2 separate regions of the Homo sapiens genome follow, and region 2 is linked to region 1. Evidence: chromatin contacts called from ENCODE Hi-C or POLR2A ChIA-PET data. All regions are on one chromosome and are shown on one strand. Each heading gives the region's core, a stretch centred on a gene start or an enhancer-like site at or near the end of the contact. The rest is flanking DNA. Distances are from core to core; before and after follow the strand shown.

The links. A loop is a pair of places that touch in the nucleus more often than their neighbours do. ChIA-PET counts read pairs that join two places held with the same protein, here RNA polymerase II (POLR2A). Pooled maps may share reads with other maps.
Region 2: a map of dorsolateral prefrontal cortex shows a loop between it and region 1 (2.7-fold over the local background). The contact joins two enhancer-like sites. A Hi-C loop is called at or near these places in 5 of 168 maps with a recorded cell type or tissue (breast epithelium, dorsolateral prefrontal cortex, endothelial cell of hepatic sinusoid and 2 more), 6 of 37 single-sample maps with no recorded cell type and 12 of 50 pooled maps. POLR2A ChIA-PET finds 5 or more read pairs at or near these places in 2 of 52 experiments (RWPE1 and activated CD4-positive, alpha-beta T cell).

What each region holds. Positions count from the first base shown.
Region 1 is chr1:183,865,612-183,872,492 of GRCh38, forward strand. It overlaps RGL1 (ral guanine nucleotide dissociation stimulator like 1), which reads left to right. Exons shown (of 18, transcript NM_001297671.3): 4 at 385-462. Among named protein-coding and RNA genes, the nearest start is that of RGL1, 64 kb to the left of the region's middle. Within about 2 kb of position 5,288, at least 18 of the 41 ENCODE cell types and tissues checked have a DNase peak (open chromatin) inside an H3K27ac peak, as active enhancers do.
Region 2 is chr1:183,908,444-183,914,746 of GRCh38, forward strand. It overlaps RGL1 (ral guanine nucleotide dissociation stimulator like 1), which reads left to right. Exons shown (of 18, transcript NM_001297671.3): 15 at 3,639-3,825. Among named protein-coding and RNA genes, the nearest start is that of RGL1, 110 kb to the left of the region's middle. RefSeq lists enhancers at 3,169-3,258, 3,735-3,904. Within about 2 kb of position 3,033, at least 4 of the 41 ENCODE cell types and tissues checked have a DNase peak (open chromatin) inside an H3K27ac peak, as active enhancers do.

The sequences.
Region 1 (6,881 bases), core at 4,038-6,537:
ACATGCAGAGGGGTTGGACGGGAGGGTTTGGTGTGCTACAGAGTTCATGAGGAATCTGCCTTCTTCGTATTATGTAATAGCCGATTCTCCTGCTGATAGGAACACTCTAATCTAAAAAAGTCAATAAATGTTAAGTGTTAATATTAAGAGAAAGTTTTAAGTAGTGTGATTAGTTGTTAAATGACTTTTCTGTTTAGAATATGCAGATATATCCATTAAGTAACTATCAATAATACTGCATCATTTTCAATGCTATTTCATAGATATATCTTTCCTTAATTACTTCTGAAAAGTATAACTGTCACTTTGTAGTTGAAGTTGAATAGAGTTGCTTTCCAACACCACTGACTGTTTTTGCTTGCTTGTTCATTATTATCTCTACAGGTATGGAAACCTGACAAGCCCAAACTGTGAAGAAGATGGAAGCCAAAGTTCATCAGAGTCCAAAATGGTGATCAGGAAGTGAGTCTCCCTTTTCTTTGCATTCTAAGCTCTCAGTCAAGACAATATCTTAAAGTAGTTTAGTAGAGTATTTTATTCCTTTGAATGTTGCCATGATTTTTTTTTCCATAGTGCATACAGAGGCTTATTTTTTGATTACCTAACAATATTCATTTATGTATCCAGTGAAAGTATCTTAAGTAACCACTGTCTGCCAGGCATTGTGCTAAGGTATACAAAACAAACAAGTGAAGAAAACAAACGAACAAAATAAACAGTCCCAGCTCATAAAAAGTGTGTATTTTACCAGAAAGAGACAAAGAATACACACAAAAAAGTGAAGAAGAATGAAGCAGGGTCTGAGGGCTGGAGCGTTTGGCTATGTGTAGGGTGCCCGGATTGGGCTGTCTGGTCTGTTGGCATTGGAGCACGCCGAAATGAGGTGTGCCCTGAGCCTTGCAAATAGCCAGGCCGACAGACCACGGGAAAGCCTCTGAGGCAGGAGCGGTGTTTGAGAATCAGCAGGGAATTGCATGTGGCCGGAGCGCGTGCTAGGGGATGAGCACTGTGAGGTGAGCAGGAAGGTGGCCACTCACAAGGGGACTCATAGCAACTTGGGGAAAGATGTTGAATTTGATTCTGAGGAAGATAAGAAGCGCTTAGAAGGTTTTGAGAAGAGTGCTGTGGCCTGACACATCTTAAAAGACCCGCTCTGGCTCTGTGTCCGGAAAGTAGCCTGTGGCAGTGTGGCTGGGGACAAGGGTGGGAGCAGGGAGCCTGGTCAGGACCCTCCCAAGAGTCCAGATGAGGGCTGCTTGTGGTGCGGGCTGAAGCAATAGCAGTGAAGGTGACCAGCCTTTGCAGAGATCTTCCAGGTGTTGGTGGCAGGACAAGCTGGAGTGCATGGGCTGTGTGAGAGAACAAGAGGAGGCCAGATGCTTCCCAGGGTTGCGGTTTGAGCAGCGGAGAGACAGAACCTTGGCTTTATAAAATAAGGAAGATCGAGGGAGCAGGTTTAATGGGGAGTGTGTATCAGAAATTCAGTCACAGACATAATTAGCTCAGTCTAGATTTCAGGGAGAGGCATGGAATGGAGGTATAAATTTGGATGTCTTTAGTTTATACATGGTATTTAAAGCTATGAGACTGAATGTGGCTTCCTGGGAACTAAGGGCAGATAGAGGAGAGAAGATCCAGAGACTGAGCCTGGTTCCTTGGGTGTTTAGAGTTAGGGAAGTAGAGCGTCTGGCAGAGGAGACTGGAACAGAGCAGCTTTGGGGAAGGATGGGGGAGGAGAAAAAAGAAGTTGTTGTGTCCCCAGAAGACAAGCAAAGAAAGGATTTCAGGGAGGGAGTGACCAACTCCCTCCAGTGCTGCCCTAGATCGAGTGTGAGGGTCTGAAAAGTGACTCCTCCTTTGCAGTGCTGCGGTCTTTGGTGACTTGACAAGTGCAGTTTGGTGGATGGAAAGGTGGGCAAGAGAGAATGAAGGGGATGAAGTGGGGACAGTGAGTCTTGTTAGAGGAGGAGCTTTGCTGCAAAGGGGAATAGAGAAATGGATGGAAGATGGGTTTTTTTTTTGGTTGTATATGTGTTTTTTAAAAGATGGAAGATATTTTATGCTGATGAGAATGTCCTATGAGAAAACATCCATGATGCGGGGGTGGGGGCCATTGTAGGGGTGATGTTCCTGAGTAGATGGAATGTGCACCTGGGTGCCTGAAACCACTAGTGTTAAATATTCATTTTGGGGCCAAAAGTCTGGGGGGAATCCTGTGGAATTTTTAACTCCTCAGAAGAGTTACTGATAGACTCCTTTCTTCAGGAGCTAGGGATGTGAAAGTAGAAAGCTGAGTATCTTTTTTAACTCCTGAGTTAGGTTCCATGTAGTTTTACAGTTTTGTTCAGTGGATCATAACTTTCCAGAAAACCAGACATACCAGTGTAGGTATTTGAATGTCAAGCACAAGGTACAGTGGGAGGAACAATTCTTTTGTTTTTAGAAGGGCTTGGGGAAGGCCTCTTGGAGGAGGTTACCTTTGATCTGGGCCCTGAAGCATGGTGAAGATTTTGTTGGTAGAGCCGTCTGGGTATAGGAAACAGTGGGACCAAATTGGGCAAATGCAATTTTCATGGAATTTTGGGGAACAACACAGAATTGGTGTGGCTGCTTCATAGAGTACATGTTAGGTGAGAGGGGAGTCAGTGGAGCTGAAGCTAGATTGGACTTACTTCATGAAGGGCATTAATTTCTTGCAGGAGAGTTTGGACTTTCCCTGGTAAGCAGTGGGCAGTCAGCAGTAATGAATTTTTATAGGAGGGAAACAATATAATCTAAAAGGTGATTTTTCAGAATGGGTTAGACATAGAGCCTTCTCGCTCAAAGTGTGACCGTGGACCTATAGCATCAGCATCTCCTGGGTGGGAGCTTGTGAGAAATGCAGACTCTCAGGCCCCACTCAGACCTAATGGATTAGAATCTGCATTTTAACAAGATTCTCAAGTGATTCCTAAGCACTTTAGAGTTTTGAGAATCATAGGAGTCTATGAAAACTCACTAAGATAATGATTTTTTTAGAAGAACCTTTTTATAATGGACATTTTGGAGCATATACAAAAGGAGAGATACTGTAAGAATTGAGTGTAATCTAGACTTGTGAGCAGATTCAGAAATAGACATGTTATTATACACATATTTTGGAACTCAGTCCAATCTAGAGCTGCCATTCAATTAGCCACCTGAACACTCTGAGGAGAGTCACAATCAAAAATATCCAGAGCTGGCCGGGCGTGGTGGCTCATGCCTGTAATCCCAACACTTTGGGAAGCCCAGGAGGGAAGATCACTTAAGGCAGGAGCTCAAAACCAGCCTGGGCAACGTAGTGGGACTCTGTCTCTACAAAAATTTTTTTAAAAAATTGCTGGATGTGGTGGCACATGCCTGTAGTCCCAGTTACTTGGGAGGCTGAGGCAGGAGGATTGCTTGAGCCTGGGAGGTTGAGGCTGCTGTGAGCCATGATCGTGCCACTGCACTCCAGCCTGGGCAACAGAGTGAGTGAGACCTTGTCTTAAAAGTAAATAATAATAATAAAAAAATCCAGAGCTTCTCTGTCCCATGAGGTGTTTTGAGATAAAATAGATTTTTTGGGAAGTAGCAGTTAAGAAAATTGCACCCTGGGTATGAAGAGTCATGTTCATTCTTTTAAAGTCTCATTCGAATTCGTTGTATACTAGGAACACTAATGTGAATGAAACTCCAAGCTAAGCTGTTTTAAAGAGTTTTAGAGTTTTAAGCATATGAGGGCTTAACAAAGAGCTTCACACAGAACTCCCCTGAGGGGTCCATCCTCTGGGGACAATGGTCCTTTCCTAAAGTCTCACAATAACTTGGTGGAAAGTTCTTGACCCTTTTGCTCAGACTGAGTTGCCTTTTAAAAAATTATGCCTGATGAAAATATGCCACTTTATCTTATAATGGGTCGCTCTGTCCTACAGATTCTGGAATGTTAAAATCCCTTCTTACTGGTGACCTCTTTCTTCCTTCCATTTCCCTTTCTTCTGTCTTTCTCACTGTTTTTTCCCCACATCTTTTATTGTTTTTCATCTCACTTCACTATTATTTTTTGGCTCTCTTTTTCTGAAACTATGCTTCTCCTGATCATTTCTGTGCCTAGATAGGGTCACTGCTTTGTCTTTGTCTTTGTGAGAGGAAATCAGGGAAGCATCTTCTCCCATCTGTATGTAATGTATTGCAAATTTCCTGGTCATCCCAGACCTCTGGCATCTGACTTGCAGCAATGATTGAGGGCTTCCTGATGATCAATAGATGTGTAGGAGGTATGGCAGTGGTTCTCAACAGGGCGATTGTTATCCTCCAGAGGACATTTGCCAATGCCCTACAGACATTTTGGTTGTCTCAACTTGGTGGGGGGAGGCTATTGGCAACTCATGGGTAGAGGCCAGGGATGCTGCTAAACGTCCTAGCATGTGAAAGTTTCTTGTATTGGTTCGAACCCTAAAAGCATGCCAACAGACAACACAAAGCGGTGTGGAGCAACACACTGTTTTAATGAGTGCCTGGGTGCAGGCGGGCTGAGACCTAAAATGACATCAGCCCCAAGTGAGGACGGGACAGGGGCTTTGTAGTCCTCTGTAAACAGGAAGTGTCCCAGTCTGACGTGACTGCTACGTAGTACCTGGACGGCCTCTTTCTCGGTCTTCAGGGGTATGTGTCTTCCGGCCAGGGTAGGTGTCTTCCGGCCAGGGTAGTTGTCTTCCGGCCAGGGTAGGTGTCTTCCGGCCAGGGTAGTTGTCTTCCGGCCAGGGTAGGTGTCTTCCGGCCAGGGTAGTTGTCTTCCGGCCAGGGTAGGTGTCTTCCGGCCAGGGTAGTTGTCTTCCGGCCAGGGTAGGTGTCTTCCGGCCAGGGTAGGTGTCTTCCGGCCAGGGTAGGTGTCTTCTGGCCCGCTGTCTTCCTGCTTCTGCTATCTTGCTGACGCGTGCTGCTGGCGCAAGTGGCCTTGAGCTTTGGGACTGGGCCTGAGAAGGGAGGAGTTACTCATCCCTTCAAGCTTTCGGGCCCGGGGGAGAATCTTTCAGCATGCACAAAGTAACTCTCCTCTACCCCAACAAGGAATGATCTGACCTTAAATGTCAATAGTGCCTAAGAAGCCCTGCTATGTAGTATTGAGGCTCTAGTTCTCAAGTGAAACTGTCTTTATGAATACCTAACATACATAAAAATAGGAGCAGGCCTATTTGGAAATTTCTCTATTTGTGTCTCTTTTTATAAGTAGCTGAATCAAATGTGGAAGTGATTCAGAGGCAGCCACATGGAGAGGGAAAGGCCCTGGTGAAGGAGCCTGGAGAACTCGGATCCTGCTCCTTCTCTATCACTCTGTCACTTACCAGTCATCTGACCTTGGCTTAGTCCCTTCACCTCCCTTTGTTTCAGTTTCTTCACCTGAAAAATGAGTGCTTGGAGTAAATGCTCGCTGAGGTCCTTTTAAGTTCAGTGATGTCTAAGATAAAATTTATTTAGCTTTTTCTTTCTCTCAAAAAATGAATAACAGAAACAGAGATATGGTCCACACAGCATAGTGGACTTTTGAGAGTACGGTACCTTCGACCACTTTTCTCTGTTGGAAAGTGTGTTACCAGTTTTGAAGAGACAGGAAGAAACACATACACAAGCTTTGTTTGTTATTAGTCATGACATCACAGCTGCTCACTGGGGTCATGAATAAAGAGCTGAGCTAAAGCATTGTCTTGTGGGAGTAAGGCAAGGAGTGGCAAAATGCCCATTGTTTTCTTTTGCTATGAATCTGTTCTCTTGTGATTTCAGGTGGAAAACCGACAGCAGGAATCCAATGACATTCAGGAAGTAAACATCCTGTTTAGGGCAGTTGCCTTCAGTTTTGCAGACCTGGGTGGAGGAGGGGATGGGGACAGGGACTCACTATTGGATTTAACCATGAACAGAAAAATGCCCAAATATTGTTTGTTTTCCCGTTTTAGCTGTAAAGCAAAGAGCAACCCTTACATTTTATACAGGCTCCCAAGTACCAAGTAAAATCTTTCCTGTATTTCCAAATATGGATTTAAACCTTTCAGAGGGTAAAAGAACTTTAAAGAAGGAAAATGTGGAAATACAGATGAAGCATTCAAGATGAAAAATTGGTTTCTGATGTCTTGGACCACAACCGACTAGTGTTCTTCATGCATTTAAAAAAGTATCAGATTGTGCAGGGACTCCCACATGCGGAGTACTTGTAATTCCAGTCCAGAGTTCAGGCTTTGCACAATGTCAGGACCCTCTAAAGTTATCTGGCTAAGACAAGAATGTGTTCAGTTGCAAAGGATTCAACTTCCAAGGCTTCTGGATGTTGGAATCTTTGCCTCACGGTGATTTCTGATGGTAGGGCTAGACTGATTATATAAGGTGTGCCACATTTATTTCTAGGATTCCTAAATTGGCCACTATTTATCAATTAGGAAACTCACTTTCTATGACAGAAGAAAACATTTCTGCCTATATTCATTCTACCCGTGCCCTTTTCCTGCTGACATTTTTACACGATAAAATGCTATCTTTTTAAATAATAAAATCTGAACCAGATGGAAAAAGTGAATTGTCTCTAGGGCAGATTTATTATAGTCATTGAATTCAGAAATGAAGAGAATGTAAAGAAGGGATATTAACCATATAGAGCTTTTACAACACGAATCTTCATTCTCTGAATTTTATATGAGATGGCCATATCTCCCTCTCTCTATATATAACTTTATTTAAAGAGATTTAAAACTCCTCAAGAAATGATGCTTTATTTCTTTCCTTTAATGACTATTATAAGGTTGAAATTGTTTCTGTTTTCTTTTCTTTAATTGAATCTCATCAGTTTCCTTCTGGAGTGCCAAGTTTTGTTTTCTCAAACTCTCTACCAT
Region 2 (6,303 bases), core at 1,783-4,282, 41 kb after region 1:
AAGATCATCCTGTGTTTTGCTCACCCTCTCTTTGTTCAGATGACTGTCCTGGCCCTGCGGAACTCTAGATTTATGAGCTTTTGGAGTCAGCTCTTGAGGAGAATTTTTCATAGTATCTTGCTGTCTTTTCATCTTTGCAGATATGGGGGAATGAACTACTGAGATAATCTGAGGGGCCTGACCAAGCCTTGTCAGCTGGTAAGACTGGCATGTGCACAGGGAATCAGCTCCCTGATAGAGGAGTCCAGACATGCAGGGGATCCTGGGTGTCCACTCTGCTCACTGAGGCAGCAGAAGGAATTGGGAGCTTCTGGACCCACTATGGCAGTCAGAGGTTCTTAAGGAAAAAAACAAAAATTCTCAATGCAGGCAGGCCTAATCCTGCGTCCTGCTACCTCTATCCTCCTGCCTTCTCCCCATCCTCATTTCTATGCTACTGCTTCTCTGTACTCCTCTCCAAGCCCGGGATCTATATGTTTTGTGGTGGGAGTTCTAATACCCCTGGATCCTCTGTCTTCACTGACACAGACAAGTGGTCAGTCCTATGAAAACATTTACTGTGAAATCCAGAGAGGGCAGGACTGTGAGGGTGCTATGCCCTTCACAAAGTGTGGTAGGTACTCAGTACATCTCTTACTAGTAAAATCTTGCTGGGATAACCCTTGGTATCTGCAGTTGAGTTTGGGCATCTATTATGAAAGCAGTTCATATGCCCCCATCTTATTTCTTGTACATACAAGGGTGTTTGCATACCATTATTTTTCAAAAGATTTCATGATCTTCTTAGCATGTTTACAAATCTGGGAAATGCATTTTTGCTGTTCCCACATTCAATGGCTCATCATTCCAAAGAGGTTGGAGAAAACTTTGGGTGCTTAGGCCTAGTTTGAAAGTTAGAGATGCCTACTACTGAGCCAGAATGAACCTTCACAACGCAGGACAAAGCAGGACCTTACTGAATTGTAGAAATGGAAGAACCCTAGAGACTCTGAGATAATGGATGGAGGACCACTAGTTGACATCCTTTCAAGATCTACCTTTGTAATTTATGAAGCAGTAAGAAAGGGCATTATTTTTGCTTCTGTGATCAGAGTTTAGCTCATACCCCTATAGTCCCTGTAATGCTCCTGTAATGCTTGAAGGGTCATAAAAGGAAGACAGGGAAAATGGGGCTGGAGATAGCAGGGTAGAGATAAGGCAGAGCAAAAATATGCTTGAGCTCTTGGAATTCAAGCATATAATTCCGAAAATATTTAATAAAAAATCAAGTTCACCTTCATTGTTTCTATTATTGTTGTTATTTTATAGTCAGTACTTGTTTAGGTTCAGCCCACGTGCTAGTTGCCTTGCATGCCGTTCCTTCTTAATCTGACTCCCGCCCTCCTTTTACCACTACTTGTGGTGTAAATCTGTTAACGGTAAACCTTCTCAGTCTTAGTCTGAGAAAGTCTTTATTTTGCCCTCCTTCTTAGAATTATATTAGACGGGTATAGAATTCAATACTGACTGTTACTTTCACTCAGCACTTTGACGATATTATTCAGTGTCTTTTGACTTCCATGGTTACTTTTGAGATGTGTGGTATCTGCTTAATTACTATTCCTCTGTTTTATGTTCCCACTCCTGTTGCTTTTCTTTCTTCTTTCCTTCCTTCCTTCCTTCCTCACTCGCTCTCTTTCTTTCAAAAGAGTTTTGCTCTGTCGCTTAGGCTGGAGTGATCTTGGCTCACTGTAACCTCTGCCTCCTGGGTTCATGCAATTCTTGTGCTTCAGCTTCCCAAGTAGCTGGGATTACAGGCACATGCCACCACACCTGGGTAATTTTTTTGTATTTTGGTAGAGATGGGGCTTCACCACGTTGCCTGGAGTGGTCTTGAACTCCTGAACTCAGGCAGTCAGCCTGCCTCGGCCTCCCAAAGTGCTGGAAGCACTTTGAGAGCCACTGTGCCTGGCCCCCTGTTGATTTTAAGAATTTCTTTTGTCTTTGATATACCAGTTTAAGTGGGAGTTTAGTCTTACCCTATTCAGGACATGGCTCTTGGATGGGAGGATTCCTATGGTTCACCAGTTCTGGAATCCTCTCAGCCACCATCTCTTCTGATATGGGCCTTCTTCCATCCTCTCCATGTCTTCTGGAACTCCTCCTACACATACCTGGGGCTTTCTTACTGCTTTCTCCATATCTTTTCACTGTTCTTTCTATGTCTTTATCTTTTGATGATGATTTTTGAGGATTTTCTTCAGATCTGTCATCTAGTTCATGATTTTTTTCTTCAAGTTATTTAATCCTTCCACTGAGGTTTTAGTTTAAGTCACCACCTTTTTCACTTAGAGGTGAAATGTTTTTCAAATTATCTTCTTCCTTTATTAGGATGTCTTGCTCTGAGCTCCGGTTTTCAATTTCTTCTTTTATGTCTTTAATATTTCCTAACATACTTATTTTGCAGCTTGGCTTATAGTAGACATGCAGATATTTGTTGGATGAATAAGCACATTATTAGTTTTGTTCTGACAGTTCTCAAATTTGAAGTTCTCAGGAGTCTAAGCCTGCTTTTTGTTATGCCTGTTGGCTCTCTCTTTCAGTGGAATATTTCCTTGTGTGTATTTTGTAATTTTGTATCACGAGTTTATCTTTATCAGGGGATTCTCTGAAGCCTGGGCTGAAGGTATATCCCTCCCGCAAGATTTTCTTTTTTTTTAAGAAAAAATCTAGTTTACTAGCGGTGTCACCGGTTGAGAGTTTCTAACCCCATAGACCACATAAATAGCAAATTGGAGTGAGGCACAGACCCAGCTCACACATGACTTCATAGGAGACATTTTTCTTCTTTCCATGCTCAGGCAAGAACAGTCTCCCTGTTGTCTTCCTATGCTAGTAGAAAGATATTTTTCTGGCCTATCTTTTTAGTAAGGGTATAGCCCTTTGTGGGCCCTGGCTGTATATAGTTTTGGTTCTAACTCCTCACCATTCATAAACAGAAACCCTCATCTTTGGGCCCTGGGTGTGCATTAAAACCCATATCACTATTTTGCCAAGATTGGGGCCTCCCACTCCCCCACCAGAGCAGCTGCAGAACTAGCTCGCGTGCTTCTGGTTTTCAGTTCCTTTTTCACTTAAGGCCTGTAGGGATTTCCCTTCCTATCTTGCAAGCTCAACTAAAAAGAGTTTTTAATATTTCTTATCTAGCTGTTTTATAGAGGAAGCATTTAGGATACTGTAGTTCACAGATTGTTGGAAATAGAAGTCTTCCTCCTTGGTTTCTTACCCAAAGCAGTGCCATCCCTTCTTTGCCTGTGAAGATCATTTTATGGTAGGAAGTGATGGGGGTATGCTGATGGTATCTTGATCCTGCCAAGGTGGTCCATAGACTGTTAAAATGTAGAGGACCATTGACCTAGAAAGACTTCAGATTAGTACTGAATAATCTATGTGTTCTTTGAAGTTGGAAATACTCTTTTGGGACAAGATGTTTACTACTATTTGTTAGAAACTTTATAGCGAATGTCCTCCTAAAATAATAATGACAGAACACACAAGACTGAAAAAACATCAAGGGCTTAATCAACACAAAATATTTGCCTAATCATGGATTCCAGATTTGTAACAGCCCAAATGCTTGGCATTCTGTTTTTTTCCAGACTGTTTCTAGGGTCTGACATGATCACCAGTCCCACTCCCACCAAAGAGCAGCCCAAGTCCACTGCCAGCGGGAGCTCTGGTGAAAGCATGGACTCTGTCAGCGTGTCATCCTGCGAGTCGAACCACTCAGAGGCTGAGGAGGGCTCCATTACTCCCATGGACACCCCTGATGAGCCTCAAAAAAAGGTATATACTCAACCCTTCTCATAATTCCTAATGCAGGCACCTACATGCTCTTTGCCACACCACAGCAAGGAATGTCTGTTTTTAAGTGGATCACTCTATAGTATTTTGAAAGTCATGTTTTGAACAGGCATCAAAAGAAGAGTTCAATTTGGGGACATACTACTAATAGAAACAGGTGTAAAAGCACTAAGCAGTTTCGTTTATTCATTTGGCCTTTGAAATATTGTTCTATACCCACCTCTTAAGGCACTGGAGTTATTTAGGGGAAGTAGGACTTCTTAGAAAGAGCAAAAAGTCAGAGATGGAGATGTGTCAGGTTCTTGGTGCCATGTTTTGTCTTAGCCAAGCATTTATCACAATAATGTTGCATTGCATGCCACTCCAAAAGTCAGTGACTTAAAACAACCACTATTTATCTCTCTTATGTATCTGCTGGTTGGCTGATCTAGGTTGGGCTTGACACTAGGCCACAGATTTGGTCCAGGTCTGTTCCACTTGCCTCTCATTATTGTTGGAGTAACGGGCTACCCAGGGCATGCCCTTAGCATGCTAAGACGGACAAGCAAGAGGGCAAGCCCACTCGCAAGCATATGTCAAGCCTTTACTTGAGTCGTATCAACCAACATTCTATTGGCTAAAGTAATCATGTGGCCACATTCCACATAAGTAAATGAAGCAGAGAAATAGGCTCCAGTTTTAGTGGGAGGAACTCTGAAATCACAGTGCAAAGGGCACAGCTGCAGGGGAAGATGAGGGATTGGTAACAAGGATACATTCTCCCATGTTGGAAAAAAGGAAACTGATGAGAGGTGATAAAAGAATTTCCGTCGAGTTTCTATTTTCTGTGACTGCATAAATAAAAATTTAAAAACCAAAATATCTTAATCTTAAGATCTTAATTAAGACCAGTCTTCTTTTTTTTTTTTTTTTTTTTTTTTTTTTGAGATGAAGTCTCACTACTCTGTTGCCCAGGCTGGAATGCAGTGGTACGATCTTGGCTCACTACAACCTCTGTCTTCTGGGTTCAGGGGATTCTCCTGCCTCAGCCTCCCGAGTAGCTGGGATTACAGGCATGTGCCACCATGCCCGCATAATTTTTGTATTTTTAGTAGAGATGGAGTTTCACCATGTTGGCCAGGTTGGTCTCACACCCCTGACCTCAGGTGATCCACCCACTTCGGCCTCCCAAAGTGCTGGGATGAGCCACCGCACCCCACCAATATCAGTGTTAATCTTCTGTACACATCTGCTTCAATCTGTTGGTTGAAGGGTTTGGATCAGAAAGTCAACTATGACATAACTAGAATTTGCACCATTTGGGGAAGGTTTCTGGCTAACCAAGCTTACTCAATAGTGACTTCTGGCTCCTTAGCTTATGGTTAGGTCAGTAAGGTAGAATGTTGGCAATGGTTTCATCCCTTGGTTTATATCTGCTGCTCTTCAAGGGGACATGTGTGTTGCTTCACATGGTGTTAAAACAACAGTGGTAATCCTGGAACCCTCAAGTGACTTTGTCATAATGTAGCCAATCCAGGAAAAGCATCATATTCAGGATTCATCAAACTGAGATGACTAATTTGCTGCTCTAGTTGGATTTCTTAGCTTTCTGCTTTGAAATCCAGGGGATACAATCATTCATGCTCTAAATATTGAAAGAAAGCCTTCGTGGACACCTACGGACTGGCCATGCTCTCAAAAGGCATTTTTCCTCAACCCGGGATGTAGTCATTCTTCGTGACTTGACATACAAATTAGCTTTGTCAAAATCTGGAATGCAGTCTCATCATTCACTTTTTCACAGCCTCTGAGGTTTTATAGGCTCCATTTCTGATGGTAGACATTGTAGGAAAGTAATAACTGAGGTATTGCCCACATTATTGTGGGATTTCTCCCTGTCTCTCCAGGAAGGAGATGGAATCACAGTCACACCTTGTGGCATAGTGGAAATGTACATTGGTCCAAATGGTACCTTTTAAAACTATGCAGAAGCCCAGTGTGCTTTCTCCTGCACATCCCTTGCTTCATCTTTTTTGTCTCATCCCTCATCAGACTGGCTTTTTAAATTCTTGCAGAAGTCATGGCTCTTTATTCTTTGGATGAACCTTTCTCAGAGTCATACATTTCTTAAACATCAGTGATTCACTTGGATGCAAGTAGCTCCTGGACTGCACAATCCCTGCATATTAGCTAGAAAGGCTCGTGATTCTCCTGCTTGGCACATAGCTGGACTGAGCTGACCTCCACACTTCCTTCCTGACCTGAGAGCCTGTGACAGCCGCCTTCTCCAAAAGTCCTCCAGACTGTCATTCTTCCTTTTCCACAGGCTGCACTGTGAGGTTGCTCTTAAGGGTGAAGTGTAATTTATTTGCATTCCTTTCTTCATTCCCCGATCATGATTTCTAAATATTGATTTTTGCACTTGCTCCTCACTTCTTAAATTCTCAATAGGAATTTGGGGGCTCATCAGGCAGTCTGTTT